Linked DNA regions of Homo sapiens: regions 1 and 3 are each linked to region 2. A link is a loop called in an ENCODE intact Hi-C map of the cell type or tissue named here. Cell type or tissue: CD14-positive monocyte. All regions are shown on one strand. Each heading gives the region's core, and the rest is flanking DNA. Links, peaks and the distances in the headings are about the cores only. Region 1 has its middle 47 kb from the start of GSAP. Region 2 overlaps GSAP (gamma-secretase activating protein). Region 3 overlaps PTPN12 (protein tyrosine phosphatase non-receptor type 12).

Region 1 (6,421 bases), core at 850-5,849, 53 kb after region 2:
AATGCAGTAAAATGATTTCCTATAAATAAAAATCATCTACTTCTAATTGTATTGTTCAATACAATATTACATATATTGAACCTTATATAACATTCAAATTTATTTAGAACTTATTACATGCACTAACTTTGTATAACATTTTTAACCTGTTTGGAATTGGTGTGAACTTCTCCAAAGGCATATCAAAAGCTCCGGAGCTTAGAAAATAAAATCTATCCTGGCCGAGCACGGTGGCTCACACCTGTCATCCCAACATTTGGGGAGGCTGAGGCAAGTGGATCACCTGAGGTCAGAAGTTCGAGACCAGCATGGTCAACATAGTGAAACCCCGTCTCTACTAAAAACACAAAAATTAGCCAAGCGTGGCGCTTGAACCAGAGAGGCAGAGGTTGCAGTGAGCCAAGATCGCGCCGCTGCACTCCAGCCTGGACGACAGAGTGAGACTTCGTCTCAAAAAAAAAAAAAAGAAAGAAAAAAGAAAAAAAGTCTCCTCCACAGCAACTTCCTCAGCATTTCAAACAACAATCAGGGACTTCTGTTGTTGTTGTTAAGGGCAGTCTTCTAGGCTTCAAGCACCAACAGATGTTCCTCCTTCATGGCCTTGAAGGTTGTCAGTTTGCATGTATCAGAAGTGCAAAGGTATATTAAAATAAAGAACAGCACATTTAGAATTAAGGAAAGTCTGGATCATTTAGTGTTCTGATTCCAGGTGACATCTGGCACCCATTACCGTACCCGTGCTTTACTCTGCATGGAGAGAAAGTGCTGGAGTGAAAGTCTGGCCCTGGAGGTGCAAGAAGGTGCCCTACTGTGCTGCTTCTGCCTGACAGAAGCCTTGAGGGGCTGAGGGTGTGGTTTTTGCATTCCTGTGGAGTGGTTCAGGCTGACCTCAACTGCATGAAGGACCTCTACACAATGAGTACAGACTAGGGTACTTGATGAATCTTTATGGTATGGATTTTGCTATTCAAACCAACCTGGAAATTTTCAGGAAGCTCAAGTCATTAATGGGTGGAAACAACCTGGAAACTGAGACGATGCTAGTCAATAAGGAAGAAAAGTGGAAAAGAGGGCATGCAGTTATTAGTGGAAAGCTGACAAACATGGGGACTGTCAAAATGTGTCCTCCACTCGAAACATCTCTTTTTTCAGGCAGTGCCTATTTTGTGGTCAGTAGGGAGGACGTGGGGTATATGCTAGAGAATGAAAAAAATTTAAAAGTTTATGGAGTAGGCCCAAGACACATACAGCAAGTATCTCTAGGCCACTGTTCAAAGGATTCCCGAAGTCCCCAGCTCACTCTCCTTAAGCCGTAAGTATGACTCTTCTGACATGCATGCAGCTTCTAGGTTTGTCAGGTGGCAGCACTTTGAAGCACTCTTTACCCACCTGCAGTAGGGCCCATGTGCGCTCAGTGTGCCTTTTCGGAGCTGGCACCTTGAACTGGACACTGTGCAAGCACCATTTGTTTGCCAATAAGCCTGACACGGGTGGTGACCTCTTTGCCATCCAGTGTTTAGATGAGCATCTGAGACATACTTTGGAGACTTTAAAACACTGGCCACTATAGGCAATTTTAGTAATAAGAAGAAGAATGCGCAAAATTGACACTATCTGGTTCCTCTTATTTGTCAATAAGCACCAGGAAAATTGTACAGGGCCCTCTTTGGAGCAAGGACTCTAAGTCTTTGTGTCAGAAAAGCTGCCTGGTTTCTGCAGAGCACAGTTGGCTAGAAAGGTTGGAGCATTAAACTTTCATCTAGAGTTAAAGTGAGGGGGAAGTATAATAAAAGTAGCTGTGAAGCCAGGGCCGGTAGCAAGTCATTCTGAAGAGAATGGGCTGAGGCGGCTGGAGAAGAGGCTGACACAAAACAATCAGCCTGTCGAAAGAGCTCAGGGGCTGGATGCAGTGTCTCACCCTGGTAATCCCAGAACTTTGGAAGGCTCAGGCAGGAGGATTGCTTGAGCCCAGGAGTTCTAGTTGCCAGCCTGGGCAACACAGGGAAACCCTGTGTCTACAAAAAAATTTGTAAAAAATTAACTGGTCATGGTGATGTGTGCCTGTAGTCCCAGCTACTCAGGAGGCTGAGATGGGAGGATTGCTTCAGACCAGCAGGTTGAGCCCCCAGTGAGCAGTAATCATGCCATGGCACTCCAGCCTGGGTGACAGAGACCCTGTCTAAAAAAAGAAAAGAAAACGCCAGGTGCAGTGGCTCACGCCTGTAATCCTACCACTTTGGGAGGCTGAGGTGGGCAGATCACCTGAGTTTGGGAGTTCAAGACCAGCCTGACCAACATGGAGAAACCCCGTCTCAACTAAAAATACAAAATTAGCCGGGCGTGGAGGCGCATGCCTGTAATCCCAGCTACTCAGGAGGCTGAGGCAGGAGAATCGCTTGAACCCAGGAGGTGGAGGTTGTGGTGAGCCGGGATTGCACCATTGCACTCCAGCCTGGGCAACAAGAGCAAAAACTCTGTCTCCAAAAAAAAAGAAAAGAAAGAAAAAGAGCTTAGGGACTTAACAACGTTAGAAGATTTCACCTGTGCCAAAATTATTTAGAGAATTTTAAATGTGACAATTGTCCTGGTATGAATACATTTACAGCAAAAAATAATCATAAAGATATAGTTTATCTCATATATTTGTTAAAATAGAGATTTGATTTTACTCTAAACAATCCTTGTAAATAATTTCTTTTCTGCTATACCATTGTGCTGTGTAGTGTGTCTCTGTATATCATCCCAGAAAGCTTAAATTGGCTTGATTTAATAGTAAAGAATTTTTTAATTAAAAAAATTTGAACTAACAATTGTCATAATTAATCTCATTTTAAAGTTAGTCCATGTTGAACTTTTCTGGACTATTTATGCATTGATTATTTTAGCATACATTTACAGAATGCCTACTGCGTGCCAGGCATTATAATAAGTGCTGAGGGAAAAAGATAAAGAAGACGCAGATCTTTCCTCTAGAAGGTCTCAGTCTAGAGAAAGACAGACAATTGCATTACAGAGCAGTGAAGAAGTTAAGATTTAGAGTAAGACGAAGTATGCAATGGTGTATGCATCAGAATACGCAACAGGCATAATGGGCTAACACCAAACCGGAGGAGTGGGTACAAATCAAGAAAGGAGATGGTCGCTGAGTAAAGGATGAATAAGAGTTTCCCACATGAAGTGAGGAAAGTCAGTCCAAGAAAGAGGGGCAGTATCTGCAGAGTTATGAAAGTGTGATGACAAAGCGAGGTGAGTATGGGGAAGTAAAATTGGTTCAGCATGACCAAGAACTTATATTGGGCTGGCACAATGACTCACGCCTGTAATCCCAGCACTTTGGGAGGCCAAGGCAGGCGGATCACCTAAGGTCAGAAGTTTGAGACCAGCCTGGGCAACATAGTGAAACCTTGTCTCTACTAAAAAATACAAAAATTAGCCAGGCATGGTGGTGAATGCCTGTAGTCTCAGCTACTTGGGAGGCTAAGGCACAAGACTCGCTTGAACCCAGGAGGTTGCAGTGAGCCGAGATCACGCCATTGCCCTCCAGCCTGGGCAACAGAGTAAGACTCCGTCTCAAAAAAAAAAAAAGTTATATTGAAGCGAGGAAGCATGCTGGCAGATAAGGCTAAACAGAAGGGCAGATGTCAGATGATGAAGAACCCTTTATGTCATGCTAAAGATTTGAATTTTGTTCTGAAGGCAGTGGGAATTCACTAAAGGTGTTTTAACAGAAGAAGGTCATGATCAGATTTGTGTTTTAGAAGGTCAATTTGTTGGCAGAATAGAGAATCAATATTGGAAACAGGGAAACCAGTTAGCAAGCTGGTGCAGAAACTCAGGTAAGAAATCACAATGGCCAGGTCTTTCTGGTCATGGTCATTATAAATGCTTGTGAAAATGTTTAATCTCCTTCACTGCAGTAAAATTCAGATTCAAACAAATAATACTCATTTTTATTTTTGAGTCCTAACATTTTAAGTTGAACTCTTCCCACCCTCTTGAAAGCAAAATATTCTGATAGTCTCGTCTCAATATTTAGCATATCTTTTTCTGAATCATAAAACCACCATTTGTTAAGAAGGTAACAAAAAAATGGGGATGTGGTTCTTTAAAATTACAGCAATTTCACATATCTGCACCATAATCTACTACACCTGTTCATACACCCACCTCCTGCCATTATTAATAGTCTTTTGCTTTTACAATTTTCCATTCAAACCTCATTTTTAAAAACTAGGGTGACCACCAAATTGGGCGAGTCACTTTTACAGTCAATTCTTCTGGTTAGTAGAATTTCAGTTCTCAGTTTTGTTTTTAAATAGTAAGAGTTATCCTAAGTGTCCAAAAATGTAGTTGAGTAGTATCATCATCTTTCTTAAGCGTATCAGAAGAAGGCAAGGAATTTTAACGCAATATTAATTCAAATTTAGGACTTGAGTTATGTACTATGATAGGTGTGATTGGAAGTAAAATGTACTCACAAATGTCAATTTGCCTAAGTTTGAATCAAATGGGAAAGGCATAACTCAATAGACGTTATGGAGATAAGTTGTAAACAATACTACATTAGTGGGAAACTTCTGCAAGTCTATTAAGTTCATTAAATGAGACATATTTAGGCATGCTTTTAACTTGAACCTTTTGTTTTCTCCATATGCCTTGACTTTAATGCTAAATTACTGTTGTCATAATAAATATTTATAAGTCTATTACCAGTGGCACTTAATGGTAAAACTAAGAAATGATGAGAAATAGAGTTTGGGAAATTCCTCACTCCACTAACAACTTCATAAGGAGAGATTCAGAATTTCCAAGACAGAAATTTGGGCCTTGGTTTATATAATAGATGAGTTCCTGTAATTTGCATTTACAGGAGAACTCCTGGAGATTACTTTGCTCAACTCCCTAATATTGAGAAAGTGAAGACTAGAGAATTTTCTGATGCAACCAGTGTGACAAAACTTATTGGTAACTGCCCTAGAATCTGGGACAGAGGTCTTCCCAAGCATCCCTGCCTTCTTTTCCAGGATCTTATAACCAATTTAGTTAAGGCGGAGAATTCCTCCTAGAGAAGGAATTCTTTTTTTATATAAAGTTAGTAATCATACTAACTTTATAAAATTATACTATAAAAAATATAAAAATTATACTGTATTTTCTATAAATTTTGACAATAATACCTCTATTTAGTATACCCATGGGAAAATACATTCAAGCAATTCATCCATCAAGTTTGAATTAAAAGAGTTTGGAGGTTGTGTGAGGACGTAACCTGAATTGATCAAAAGAGTTAAACCATAAATAATTTGGAAGATTTTTTTCTTGTAAATAGCAGTGAGACTAAGCTGACCATGTCTTGTTGCTCATAGACTTAGAGATCCCATTTTAATAACTGAATGGGGGTAATGGGTAATCAATCAGATGTCTAAGCTGAGTTGTTCTATCTTGCCTTGACTCAAGGGGGTCTAAAGCCCAGCCACTTCTAATTTGTGATTTTGGAAGTTCTAATTATGATATTACTTTAATTATTAAAAATTTCCAGCAAAGGGAAAGTGGAGGCCTTACAGGAAATTGCACCAGAGGCTTTCAGTGGAGCCCCAAATAGGAACATTCCCTGTCTCATCTTCTTCCATCAGTATGGACTGTAAAAAGAAGTGGGGAGATTATCATGCTAAGGACATGACATACAAGAGTCCTTGGACTTATTGAGAATCTTGGTCTCAACACACAATATTCAATTAAAATGGAGAAAGATTTGGCTGCTTAATGGTATTCATTTTCATATGGGCTGGGTGGGGTCCTCATGCCAAGGGAAGTCTAAGTTATAAAACAATTACTCAAGCTCTTGTGGCTGAGCCATTATTGTCCAAGAATCAGGCTATTCATTAAAGAAAAACTTACCTTTTGAGTCCTAGTCACACTAAAAATCCCTTTCATTAAAGTGGTGGCAACTCCTCGTCAATAAGGGAAGGGAACTGACATTTGTGCACCTGCAATATGTTTTGCATGTTTCCTCATTTTCACAATAGCTCTGTCAGACATGTATTACTGCACTTCACAAATGAAGGAACAAATTCTAAGAAAGGAAGAAAGTGACTCCAGGTCACTTTCAGAAGACTGATCTGTCTGAACTCCAGATGAGCTGTCTGAACTCAGAGTTCAAGTCCATTCCACCATACTCTGCTCTTTACCTGATATAAGAAGAGCCAGAGGATCCCAAAACCTCCATTCAGAGTGAAAATATATTGTAAAATCCCATATCCTTTGGGTGTGAAGACAGTTGGCCTTGCTATGATGCCATATTATGCCCTGTGCATTTTATCTGCAAAATCTGCTGGCTATACCAAACGGCCAGAAAATATCTCCAGCTATGATTAACTAACTCTAGGGTGGGTGCTTAACTAAGAAATGCAATTTGATTGCC
Region 2 (6,421 bases), core at 810-5,809:
TACTACTCTTCTAAGTTTATTATTTCATTCTATTACCTATTGTCAGTTATATGTTTTTGCTATTCTTTTATTAGTTATACTAAAAGTTGTAACAGGCATCCTTGACTTATTATGTTTTAGTATTATGTGATGCAAAAAAAATCTGAAGCAACTGAAACTCTCATACATTGTTAATGGGAGTATAAATTGGAAAACTGGCAATATCTAGTGAAGCTGAACACATGACTCAGCAACTGCACTTGTACATATATCTTCAAAAGAAATATATACATATATTTAGCAAGGGACACATAAGAATGTCTATAGTACTGTGGTACATTATTGCCCAAACCAGAAACCCAAACTATCCATTAAGTGAAGAATGAATAAATTGTGTTATATCCAAACAGTGGAATAGTACAAAACAATGAATTAATATTCTGCAATAACACATGTGAAACTGAGCAAAAGAACCTTCCCCACCACCAAAAGAAGGTACAAATTGTATGTTTCAATTCATACACAAGTTTTCAATAATGGGCACAACTAATGTACAGTGTTAGATAAGTGACTGTTAGAAAGGAGCATGAAGGACTTCTGAGGTTCCATTAATGTTTTCCTTCCTGTTCTGAGTCTTAGTTGCATAAGTGTGTTTCACTTGGTGAAAATTAACTAAGCTGTGAACTTATAACTTGTGTCCTTGTCTATATGAAAGCCCTATTTTGCTGAAGGATATACAGACTCTTTACACAAAACATTTAACCTATAAGTTAACTGACCATCTTTCTTCTAAAATTTTAGGATATTTCTCCTAATTCTACAGTTAAAGGATTTAAACACTGGTAGATTCACCATTGTAATTATCACTAATTGGGCAGAAGTGTGTACTTTCCCAATTTCCTCAAAAGTTATCCAAAATTATGGCCGGCACAGTGGCTCACGCCTGTAATCCCAGCACTTTGGAAGGCTGAGGTAGATGGATCACTTGAGGCCAGGAATTCAAGAGCAGCCTGGTCAACATGGTGAAACCCAATCTCTACTAAAAAATACAGAAAATTAGCTGGGCACGGTGGTGCACACCTGTAATCCCAGCTACTCAGGAGGCTGAGACAGGAGAATCACTTGAACCCAGGAGGTGGAGGTTGCAATGAGCCGGGATTGAGCCATTGCACTTCAGACCAAGACTCTGCCTCCAAAAAAAAAAAAAAAAAAAAAAAAGAAAAGATAAATTGCTTAAATTTGACTCATTTTTCCCATACAGGAATAGTTTTTACATGTTAATTACATTGATTATGACAAATTCTAATATTCAGACAAAACATATGCAAACTATCTGTAACTCAGCAAATTTCTGTCTGTATTCCTAAAAGGAAAAGACAAGATAAAAAATAAGGATAATTGGTGAGCTGGACACCTGCACTGGAGCTGGAGGTGGGAAACATTTAGAGAGAGGAAGACCAGGTTTCACTGAGAACTTAGACATCATCCTGAGATCTCTCTTCCCCACCCCTCACAAGCAGCAGCTTAGTGGGTCTCCTAGGGGCAGGGCAAAGGGATAGGGCAAAGTGTTTTCTATACATGGGTATAAACGTTTGTCAGTATATTGACATGTATATGGAGCTGTCAGACTCACTTCACACTGAAGGATAATAAGGATAATAATTTGGTCTCTTAGGAGACTAGGATTTAAATAATCAGTTCATGGGCCAAGCATGATGACTCACGCCTGTAATCTCAGCACTCTGGGAGGCCAAGGTGGGAGGATGGCTTGAGCTCAGGAGTTCAAGACCAACCTGGGCAACACAGCAAAACCCTGTCTCTTAATAATAATAATAAGCTTATGGCTAAGTAGGCCTTCACAATTTAGAGAGTTCTCATTTCTATCTCATCTGCATTGTATAAGGTATTCCAGGCCTACTATACTTTTCAATGAGATAATGATACTTGACCAATATACAGTGAAAAGGTGGCGTAGACTGAACTCAAACCTAGAAAAAGGTAAACAGAACAATGGACTGAGTGTTCTGTATCAAGCTTACAATGAGAAAATGGGTAATTACTCAAAAGTCCTTTGAAAGGCAGATATTGTAGACATCTAAAGAGAATTTCAGTGAGTTTGTTCATCCTGTACACGACTCAAAACTTCTGGAATGCAATGTGTCAATATTTTGAGAAGTATTTTTTTTCTTTCAAGATTATAAGTATGCGAGGAGAGATCGTCGCAAAAGTACAGTTAAAAGGTTTCGGCTAAGATAAGAACTCCTTCACAAGAAATCTTGCTAAATCCAATTTACTTGCAAAAGCGTATCTATTTTCAGATTACTATAATACTAAGAGAAAAAATTCTCCAACAAACGCAGATTACAATAAATGACACATTTTTATCCCATTAAACTAGTGGTTCTCAACTCTGGCTGTCTTAAAATCATTAAGGGAGCTTTTAAAAGAACACTGATGCCCCAAGCCATACCCAGGATATTCTGATTTTATTGAGCTGGTGTGGAGCCCACTCTCTGGTGTACATGTATGTGTTTTAGATTCCCTGGGTGATTCTAATGTACAGCCAGGGTTAAGAACCATTGAACTACAAATGTACATTACATATTAAGCAATATTTGTTAGAGGGCATAACTTGGACCATCTTATAATATAACCATGGTAGACAGAGAGTTGAAAGAAATAAAAATAATGTTTTCATGGGAACATTAGGTAATAACTGCAGGGCTGAATACCCTGCAGTTAAGTACACAGTTCACATTTCAAGGACATGTGAAATAGACAAATTTGGTAATGTTGCAAATCCAGAGACCAATGTCTCACCACATACTATTAAGCCATCGGCTCTTCCTCCCTGGACGAGTTGCCCATGTCTTAACACACCCTTTTAAAAGAAGTATTCAGTAACCTCTTTGCTTATTCATTCTGACTCTTCTCCCAGTAGTTCATCACTGGAAAGTCCAGAGGAAGAAGTTTTGCAATTTCAAATGAGGAAATGTGGCTTAATTTCACAGTTTAGTATATTCAGTTCTCATGAATAAAACAATGTAGCATTTTGATAGATACTTGCATAGGTAAACCTATAAAAGAAACGAGAGTACCTAGATATTAAAGATATTGGCAAGGCATAGCTCTTGTAAAACAAAAGCTGGTTGGCCAGATATTCTCATTCGTTTCAATCTATTCTTTGTCAAACAAAAGTGATTTCACTTTACAGGAATAGGGGTTCTCAAATGTGTACATTTTATCCCAAACTGCTATGAGACAAAAATTAAAGTATTTGTCTTTCCAATGACCATATTTAAGGAGAAAAACGTCATTCAGCCTTATACAAAATTTTGAACTAGTTCCTAATACATACATCAAGAGGTGACAAAATATGATTATACCTATAACATTCCTATTCTGTAAATAATTCATATAAATCCTCAGGCTCAAGATGACCAGTTATTATAATTCCTAAACCTATGCAGTAAACATTATGTGATTTATATTTCATATTCTGAGTAAAATGAAGTTAAGAGAGAGATGAGAATTAGAAGAGGAGACTAGGAAAGAATTAGCGGAAAAAAAAGTAAAAAGGACAGATAGTGGCAAGAAAATAGTAAAAAAAAAAAAAAAAAAAAAGTGAAAACAATGTGATTAAGGTAACCCTCTGGCCCCCAAATCAATCTAGGAATACATAGGAGGCAACCAAAAAAAGTATTATTCTTGAATCAGTCACTTGGTAAAATATACCACTTCCCTGGCAAAGATTACAATATTTGAAAGACAAGTCAATCTGGTGTATCATAAATCCAAGACTAATAAAAGCAGGCAAGAAAATCTACATCCTTTCCAGTCTTAAATATTGACATTTAAATGTTAGAAAACTTACATATTGCAGATCTTATTTTCTTGAAGATGTGATCAATCCCAACAAGGGATTAAGCACGGGATACAAAAGTCAACATATAAGATCTATCTATTATAGTGCTATATACCAGCAATAGTTACAACATGTCATGTTTTTAAGTGTGCTAGTTATGAGAGCAACAAAAAAATAACCTAGGATGAAATCTAGCAAAACATGTGCAGAACCTTCATGGAGAAAATTCTAAGACTTATTAAGAGTCATTTAAAAAGATCTAAATAAATAATGAGCTGTATTTTGTTCATAGTTGGAAAGATCCAATATTGTAAAGATGCCAATTCTCCCCAAGCTGATCTATAGAGGCAATACAACTAAAGGAAATCCAAATCAACTTTTTTTGTAAAATCTGACAAGCAGATTCAAAAATATATATATGAAAAAGCAAAGGGCATACAATAGTTAAGACACTCGTGAAGAATACTAAGGTGAGGGGACTTACCCTACCAGTTATCAATACCTACCATAAAGCATAGTTATTAAGATGTTGTCATGGCCGGGCATGGTGGCTCACAACTGTAATCCCAGCACTTTGGGAGGCCGAGGTAGGCCGATCACCTGAGGTCAAGAGTTCAATACCAGCCTGACCAATATGGTGAAACTCTGTCTCTACTAAAAATATAAAAATTAGCTGGGCGTGGCAGCATATGCCCGTAATCCCAGCTACTTGGGAGGCTGAGGCAGGAGAATCGCTTGAACCCGGGAGGTGGAGGTTGCAGTGAGCTGAGATTGTGCCACTGCACTCCAGCTGGGTGACAGAGCTTGACTCTCAAAAGAAAGTTGTCAAGTTGAGATAATGAAACAAAATGAACTCAGAAAAGGAGACCTACATAAGGAAGCTTGATGTGACAGAAGTGGTTTTGTTGTGAGAACTAAAAGGACTGTTTGATTGATAATATTGAAACAATTAGCTATTAATTTTTTTAAAAAAAATTGGACTCCTATAAATCACATAAAAATAAATTCTAGGTGGATTAAAATCAAAAGGTGAAAAAGTCATAAAGCTTCCAAAAGTTAATACTAAAAATGTCTTCACGACTTCAAAACAGGGAGGATTTAAGAGATCCAAAAAGGAACAAACTATAAAGAAAAACTCCTAATTTAGACTACATTAAAATTAAGAACTCCTGTTTATCAAAGGCACCATCACAAACCGAAACAGAAGTGACAGATTGAGAGAAAAATATTTGCAACACGTGATAAAGAACTATAATCCCAAAAACATAACCCCTAAAATAATCAATTAAAAAAAATAGGAAAGTGGACAAAAGGATGAATAGACATTTCACAGGCAGGGAGATTCAAGTGGCCAGTAAATACATAGAGATGCTCAACCTCGGAGCACAATGAAATAATTAATCCTACCAGTTTGACAAAAAAAAAAAAAAAAAAATTAAATTTTGAGCTGTCACGGGCTTGTGAGGATAGTGAGTATCAGAAACATTTCCACACCACAAATCAGAGTGTTAATAAGTACAACACTCTGGAAAACAATTTGGCACTGCCCAGGAAAGACGAAGATGTGCACAGCCTATGACTTAGCAACTCTACTTTTAGACGTACATTCTAGAGAAACATATGCCTGTGTGCACCAGGTGGTTAGTAAGAGTACTGACCATACAGCAAACCCCAGAAACCCCCCAAAAGCCACCCACTGGAAAAATAAGTTGGGTTCCCCAGGATGCACTCTGAGACAGAGTTTAGTACCCAGTATGTTCATCAGGGAGTGCTCAGGAAAGTGGGATTAACACCCTTAAGAGGAAGGAGAAGGAAGCAAGTCCTGGTAGGTGAGAAGTCCAGTAGCAACGCAGGCCCAATATCCTCAGGTGACCTTGGGTCCCTCAAAGAGGAAGCTTCGGAACTGAAATGGAGTTGTCCCATGTTCAGTCAAAATGGCCAGGCCTTTAAAGCCCACTCAGTTTCACGTGGTCCATACCCAAAAGGAAGTGAAGTTGGGTAGGGCAGCCCTCTTGGCAGGCAATCCCTGAAGGGGCTGACAGCTGAAGACTGCCTGCTGACTATACTCACAGCACCTGGGACAAGCTGTTCTTTGAAAGGAAAATCTAAGGGGTGCATCTCCATGTCCACCATCGTGTTGAATTCACACTATGGAACACTATATAGCATTAATTAATACAAATTAATAACCTGCAGCTAGCCAGTCAATATGGGTAAATCTCACAATATTGAGAAGGAAAATAAGCAAAAGGAATGCATACAGTATGTTTAAAGTTCACAGGCAAGCAAAATGAAATATTTTGCCCATACATATAGGCTAAAACTACAAATAAAGTCAAAGTAATGTTAAAATATAAAAATGTAAATGGTTGCCAACCTAGGAGGTGAGGATGAGAGAAAGAAATAGAATCAGAAAGGAGCACATAAGAGACTTCAAGAGTCTTGACATTGCTCTGTTTTTAAGCTGGGTAGTGGATACACGGTTTTACTTCGGTGGTTTTTTTCTTTCTTTTATCATTTACAGCTACCTGTTAAAATATTCTTTTATGTAGTTGTTTTGATTTTTAACAAATATCT
Region 3 (6,421 bases), core at 544-5,543, 160 kb after region 2:
TCTGAAGCACACTCAAATTTGACAAACTGCTTTGCAATTTCAGGCAGATAAATTGACCTGGAATATGCAACTCTTTCTGATCTTTGATCTAGGAAAGGTTTTAAAGAAATAAATCTGAAGTAACAACATTTAAAGAGTTCCAGTAATTAGTTCAATAATAATAGTTAACATTTATTGAGCCATTTTATGTACTAGACCTTTTGCTGAGTAAAGGTTATTATCTCAGTTTTATAGATGAGACACAGAGAGGTTAAATATGTTAATTGTCACACAGCTAAGAAAGTACCAGATCCAGAATTTTAATTTATGTAGCTTACTATAAAGCTGACATTTTTTGGTGGGAAATAAGTTCCAACTTGTAGATACCTTTTTAAAGTACAAAACAAAGTTTTTACTTGTTTTATGGACCACTTTTGTATCTCTGATGGGCATGAAAATTGCTAAGAACACTATTGTAGATTTTTATTTTAATAGAGCATTCTCCATTTTAAACTTTAATTATAGAAAGCATTTTAAGAAATGGCATGCTAGGCTTTAAGAAAACTGGATAAATGAAAATCCAAACTTAAATAAGATAAATATTTGGACGCAAAAGTTCTCAAGGTTCATTATGAGAAATGTAGTCATTTCACATAAAAGCTTTGTTTTGCACATTTCTCAATAATGTAATTTGTCATGTAAAAGAAGAAAAGTCTGGAGTGGGCCAGGCATGGTGGCTTACACTTGTATTCCCCAGCACTTTGGAATGTTGAGGCAGGAGGATTGCTGGAGCCCAGGAGTTCGAGACCAGCCTCCGCAACATACATGGGGAGACCCCAGCCCTACAAAAAATAGTAATAATAATTAGCTGGGCATGGTGACATGAGCCTGTGGTTCCAGCCACTTTGGAGGCTGAGGCAGGAGGATCATTTGAACATGGGAGTTTGAAGCTATGGTGAGCCATGATCATGCCACTGCATTCCAGTTTAGACAACAGAGTGAGACTCCGTCTGTGAATGAGTGAATGAATGAATGAAAAAGAAAAAGCTTAGAGTGATTGTACCAGGCATTCCTGAGGTACATTCACATTTTATAATTAAACTCAACCACTCTTTGTACTAAATTTTTTCTCGCTGACATTGACCTAAGATATATTCCTTTCCCCTCTGTGTTTCTGCAACTATTTAAGTTGATATCCTTCTCTAAGTCAGATTCAAAATAATATTTTGAAATGCACTGATACTATAAGTATCTAAAAATACATCTTTTCAGATGCTTAATCTTTGAGCAGAGAAAATACAAACATTCTAATTAAATGTGCAAGATGCGTATATAAGTAACCATGAGGATCTTTGTTAATATGGAGTAACGACATCATAAACAATCTTTTCTACTGTCCTTTTTTATTTACGTTCAATTTTTTGAACAGGCAATACAGTCATACAATCCAAAAGATATGAAAAGACATAATAGTAATGTCTCATTCTCATCCGTTTCCCTTAGGTACCCATTTCCCTTCCCCACAGACACATACTTTGTTAATAGTTTTTCTTCCAGAGATGATATATGCATATGTACAAGCAAATGCAAATGTTTTTATTTCTTTTTAACACCAGTAGTAATATATTACATATATACATACTGCACTGTGTATATAATGTACACTATTGTTTCCTGCTTTTTACATTTATACTTAATATGTATTTTTCAGATACTGTCATCTTACTATATATAAAAAGCTAACTCATTTGTTTTTCAGCTCTCTCATATTTGATGGTATGAATAAAACAAATTTAGCCAGTTTTGTATTAAGAGGTTTCTTTGATTGTAGTTTTTTGCTGTTACTAACAATGCTGCAGTGGTTGGGCGCGTGGCTCACACCTGTAATCTCAGCACTTTGGAAGGCTGAGGCGGGTGGATCACCTAAGGTCAGGAGTTCAAGACCAGCCTGGATAACATAGTGAAACGCTGTCTCTACTAAAAATATGAAAATTAGCTGGACCTGGTGGCACGCATCTGTAATTCCAGCTACTCAGGAGGCTGAGGCACAAGAATTGCTTGAACCTGGGAAGCCGAGGTTGCAGTGGGCCGAGATCGCACCACTGCACTCCAGCCTGGGCAACAGAGTGAGATCCTGTCTCAAAACAAACAAACAAAGTGCTGTGGTATGTAACTTTGAATATAAATCATTTCATGTGTGTCCCATTTTTATCTGGAGGACAAAGTTGTAGAAGTACAATTCAGAGACAGGGTCTTGCATTGTTAAGCAGGCTGGTCTTGAACTCCTGGCTTCAAGCAGTCCTCCCAAAGTGCTAGGATTACAAGTGTGAGCCACCATGCTCGGCCCCCACTTGCTTTTGAATACAGTTTTTCCTCTGACACATGTATATATTTGGAGAACTCTATTACCACAGGAAATCACAAGAAATAGCATCATAAATGTGGGGAATTTTACTTTGACATTGTGCCAGTGCAGAATAAGATTCTAGTAAATCTTTATCATAAAGAAAAAAATGTATTCCTGTTGTAGGTCTCTAGTATTGTGATGATAAAATTTAGTCGTTTTTCAAAGAAAAAGAAAGGTTTATAGGCAGTTTTAGTTCCTTAAATATCAGTATCACAAGTAGCAAAAATTAATGAGAAAGTTAAATTTTATCAGATTTATTTTTCATTTTATTTGTATTTAATAATTTGTTGAATGGTAAAACCAGAATGCTTTTAATATGTCTTGAGGCCTGAAAGAAAGTTCCTTTGAAATTAAATTTCAGCAATGTAGTTGTGTAGAATTTGAACAATTCACAATACTGACTTTCAGTGCTTCTGAAAGCAGGAAGTGTATTACTGACACGCAGAAATATTCCAGCCCAAAGAACATCCCTACTGCCATATGTGGTAAGAATTTGTCACTAACCCACAAACTAGTTCTGTAATGCAGTGAATAAGCAGAATTGGTCTTTGTTGGACATTTCCAATTCAATATGAAAGAACTTTGTTTTGCAGTGTCTTGTAAGTAATTATTAGCTTATGCCTTGGGAGAAAGCCTGGCACATCATGGGTGCGTGCTCATGGTTTATTGAGAGAAGAAAATTCTTTTAGGCATGTTTTTAAAACTTGGTTATTGTGACCCTTAGTTAAAACACTGAAATTACTCGAATATGTTAAAGACTGAGTTAAATATTCTGACTCAGCTTATTAATGATATCTTTAAATTATATTACTTTTATTCTGTTTTCCCTCTTTGCTGCTCATGTGAAATAAATATGAATCTTATGTTTGCACTTATGCTATAAAAGAAATTATCCTTGGGGTTAATTATTAAGGGATGGGGAAATTAAGAGCTAAGAGACAGGAAAATGAGTTGTGAGGAATTGGGGTCACCAGATTTCATTAAAAATTTGAAAATATCACTGTTTCTCTAAACTTTAATTTTTATTTGTTGTATTTTAAGCGGTTAAGAAGATTGTCTACCAAATATAGAACAGAAAAGATATATCCCACAGCCACTGGAGAAAAAGAAGAAAATGTTAAAAAGAACAGATACAAGGACATACTGCCATGTAAGTTGGAAATGCCCTTGATAAAATACATAGAAATGCTAATTAGCCTTTTGTAACCTAACTAGTTTTATTCTTCCTGAGTTTCACTGTTAAGGAAGTAGTAATTAACCTATCTTTCAAAGTACATGGAAAGATAATAATTCATAATTGTGCTTTTTGTTTTTCCTTCTGATCCTAATTTTTGTTTAATTTTTTTCCTGTAAGTATCACAGTTGCTCTAATACTAAATTACTTTTAAATACTGTAAATCCAAGTGAAAATATCTTCTGTCAACTCTCTGTTCAAAGATGTTATTTCATTAAAATAATAGACAACTGAATACATTTTATAAAATGCTAACAATGTTGATTTTTCATATATCTATACATAAGAACCTTAATTGATTAATTATGCATGAGAAAATGAAGCATAGGATGACTCAAACATCTGTGTGTCTACTATTCTCAGCAGTCTGAATATGTGCCTCTAAGTATATGTCTTAGACTGATTGCATTACATTCTAATGATATTTTATTTATTTATTTATTTATTTATTTGTTTGTTTGTTTGTTTAGAGGTGGGGGTTCTCACTGTGTTCCCCAGGCTGGTCTCAAACTCCTGAGCTCATACGATCCTCCCACCTCAGCCTCCCCAAGTGTTGTGATTACAGGTGTGAGCCACTGCGCCCTGTCTGTATTCTTAAATAGCACAGTTTTCTGGCAAGATAACTTTAACTCTGAAAGTATACTTAAGGTGTGCCATCACTTTATCCAGTAAAAGCTATACGTCATACTTGCTATCTTTTAAAGCTGCCGTCGTTTTTCTTTCTTCATAAGTATTTTGAAATATCTACATTCCATCACATCATTTCCTCAATTCTTATTCAGTCTTAAAGGTTGTTCTCTCTAAAATGCCTTTAAAGTTCTTGGTGACTTTTTTTTTTTTTTTTGTGACAGTCTTGCTCTGTAGCCCAGGCTGGAGTGCGGTGGTGGGATCTTGGCTCACTGCAACCTCTGCCTCCCAGGTTCAAGCGACTCTTGTACCTTAGCCTCCTGAGAGCTGGGACAGCTCTAATACAGGTGCCTGCCACCATACCCAGCTAATTTTTTGTATTTTAGTAGAGACAGGGTTTCACCATGTTGCCCAGGGCCCAGTGGCTTTTTAATTGCCAGATTTGGTGGTCTTTTTTTACTGTTTATTCTAACAGGAAGAATATTGATTATTCAAGAATGTTGAACTATTTTGATGCCATTGATCAATCCCTATTTTTGAAATTTTCTTCTTCCATGATAACTCTTTTAAAACACCTCTTCCCTCTCATCTCTTTCCCTCTTTTCTCCACTAACTTCTTTGCCTCAATTTAATCCTTCATCCTTTTGTTGTTCTACATTATTATCAGCTGTGGGATATGTGGATAGCCTGTGTTGGCAGAATTAACAAGTGGCAACATAACATAATGGTATAGTGTTCTGATTCTGGAAGTTGAAATCCTGACTCCACCAGTTGCTAGCTATATGACCTTGGACTGATCCTCTCTGTGCCTTGGTTTTGTCATCCTTAAAATGGAGATTATAATAATACTTTTTAGGATTATTTGCACAATAGGTTAATATTAAATGCTTAAAAGTGTACCCAGTGGCCAGGCGCGGTGGCTCACGCCTATAATCCCAGCACTTTGGGAGGCCGAGACTGGTGGATCACGAGGTCAGGAGTTCGCGACCAGCCTGACCAACATGGTGAAACCCCATCTCTATCAAAAATACAAAAATTAGCCAGATGTGGTGGCACGTGCCTGTAATTCCAGCTACTCAGGAGGCTGAGGCAGGAGAATTGCCTGAACCCAGGAGGTGGAGGTTGCCATGAGCCGAGATTGCGCCATTGCATTCCAGCCTGGGCGACAGAGTAAGACTCTATCTCAAAAAAAAAAAAAACAAAAAAACAAAAAAAACCAGTGTACCTAGCACATAGTAACCAATCATTAAGCTTTTGCAAAATAACCAGTATACCTAGCACATAGTAACCAATCATTAAGCTTTTGCAAAATACACTCCACTTTTCTCACCTGTTGTCTTAGTCTGTTCAGGCTATTACAGAAATACCATAAACAGGGTTGCTTATTAATAACAGACATTTGTATCTTCAAATTCTAGAGACTGGGAAGTCCAAGATGAAGGCACCAGCAGATATGCTGTCTAGTGAAGGGTCACTCTGGCTCATAGATGGTGCCTTCTCACTGCACTTCACATGGTGGAAGGGGCAAACAAGCTCTCTCGGGCCTCTTTAGTAAAAGCTGGTAATCCCATTCACAAGGCATAATCTAATCATCTCCTAAAGGCCCTACCACTTAATACTGTTGCATTGGAATTTATGTTTTAACTTATGAATTTGGGAAGGACACAAATATTCAGACCATAGCACCAGTCTGCCTCAGAATAGGGGATGACATGGCTTTCTGGATACTTCGTATTAAGCAAGATAATTTTAAGGTGATCCTACATTGCTCTGGAATTATTCATGCACACATTCAAAGAGTTAGCCTGTCCACTTTCTTTTTCTGTCGTCTAGCCGTAGGTTTCTCTTTTCATATGATGTTTCATTTTCTTCTTTGTTTTTGAAACGGTGTCTTGCTCTGTTGCCCAGGCTGGAGTGCAGTGGTGCGATCTCCGCACACTATAACCTCTGCCTACCAGCTTCAAGCTATTTTCCTGCCTCAGCCTCCCAAGTAGCTGGGATTACAGGCACCCGCTGCCACATCCGGCTAATTTTTGTATTGTTAGTAGAGACGTGGTTTCACCATGTTGGCCAGGCTGCTCTCGAACTCCTAACGTCAGGTCATCCGCCTCCCTTGGCATTTACTCATTTTACAGAAAGCTTCTGAGGGTGTACTGTATGCTGGGAATGCAACA

Evidence for each region. A loop is a pair of places that touch in the nucleus more often than their neighbours do. Peaks named below come from ENCODE experiments on the same cell type or tissue, not always from the same donor. Only the 100,000 strongest peaks of a DNase experiment are listed, where the experiment ranks them.
Region 1: it touches region 2 in a loop (2.1-fold over the local background); 6 of 110 quality-filtered maps call a loop at or near these places.
Region 3: it touches region 2 in a loop (2.1-fold over the local background); 3 of 110 quality-filtered maps call a loop at or near these places.

The regions. Positions count from the first base shown.
Region 1 is chr7:77,460,582-77,467,002 of GRCh38, forward strand. It overlaps the pseudogene GCNT1P5. Among named protein-coding and RNA genes, the nearest start is that of GSAP, 47 kb to the left of the region's middle. RefSeq lists a silencer at 3,228-3,307. In CD14-positive monocyte, for the core only: no CTCF peak of the experiment used is centred there; a DNase peak (open chromatin) is centred at 3,240; H3K4me3 peaks cover 279 bases; H3K27ac peaks cover 1,763 bases.
Region 2 is chr7:77,407,517-77,413,937 of GRCh38, forward strand. The region is part of intron 1 of GSAP (gamma-secretase activating protein); the gene reads right to left. Among named protein-coding and RNA genes, the nearest start is that of GSAP, 5.6 kb to the right of the region's middle. In CD14-positive monocyte, for the core only: no CTCF peak of the experiment used is centred there; DNase peaks (open chromatin) are centred at 1,695, 2,845 and 5,775; H3K4me3 peaks cover 3,747 bases; H3K27ac peaks cover 5,000 bases.
Region 3 is chr7:77,567,651-77,574,071 of GRCh38, forward strand. PTPN12 (protein tyrosine phosphatase non-receptor type 12) reads left to right here. Exons shown (of 18, transcript NM_002835.4): 2 at 3,428-3,536. Among named protein-coding and RNA genes, the nearest start is that of PTPN12, 34 kb to the left of the region's middle. In CD14-positive monocyte, for the core only: no CTCF peak of the experiment used is centred there; DNase peaks (open chromatin) are centred at 2,371, 2,861 and 4,371; H3K4me3 peaks cover 661 bases; H3K27ac peaks cover 4,480 bases.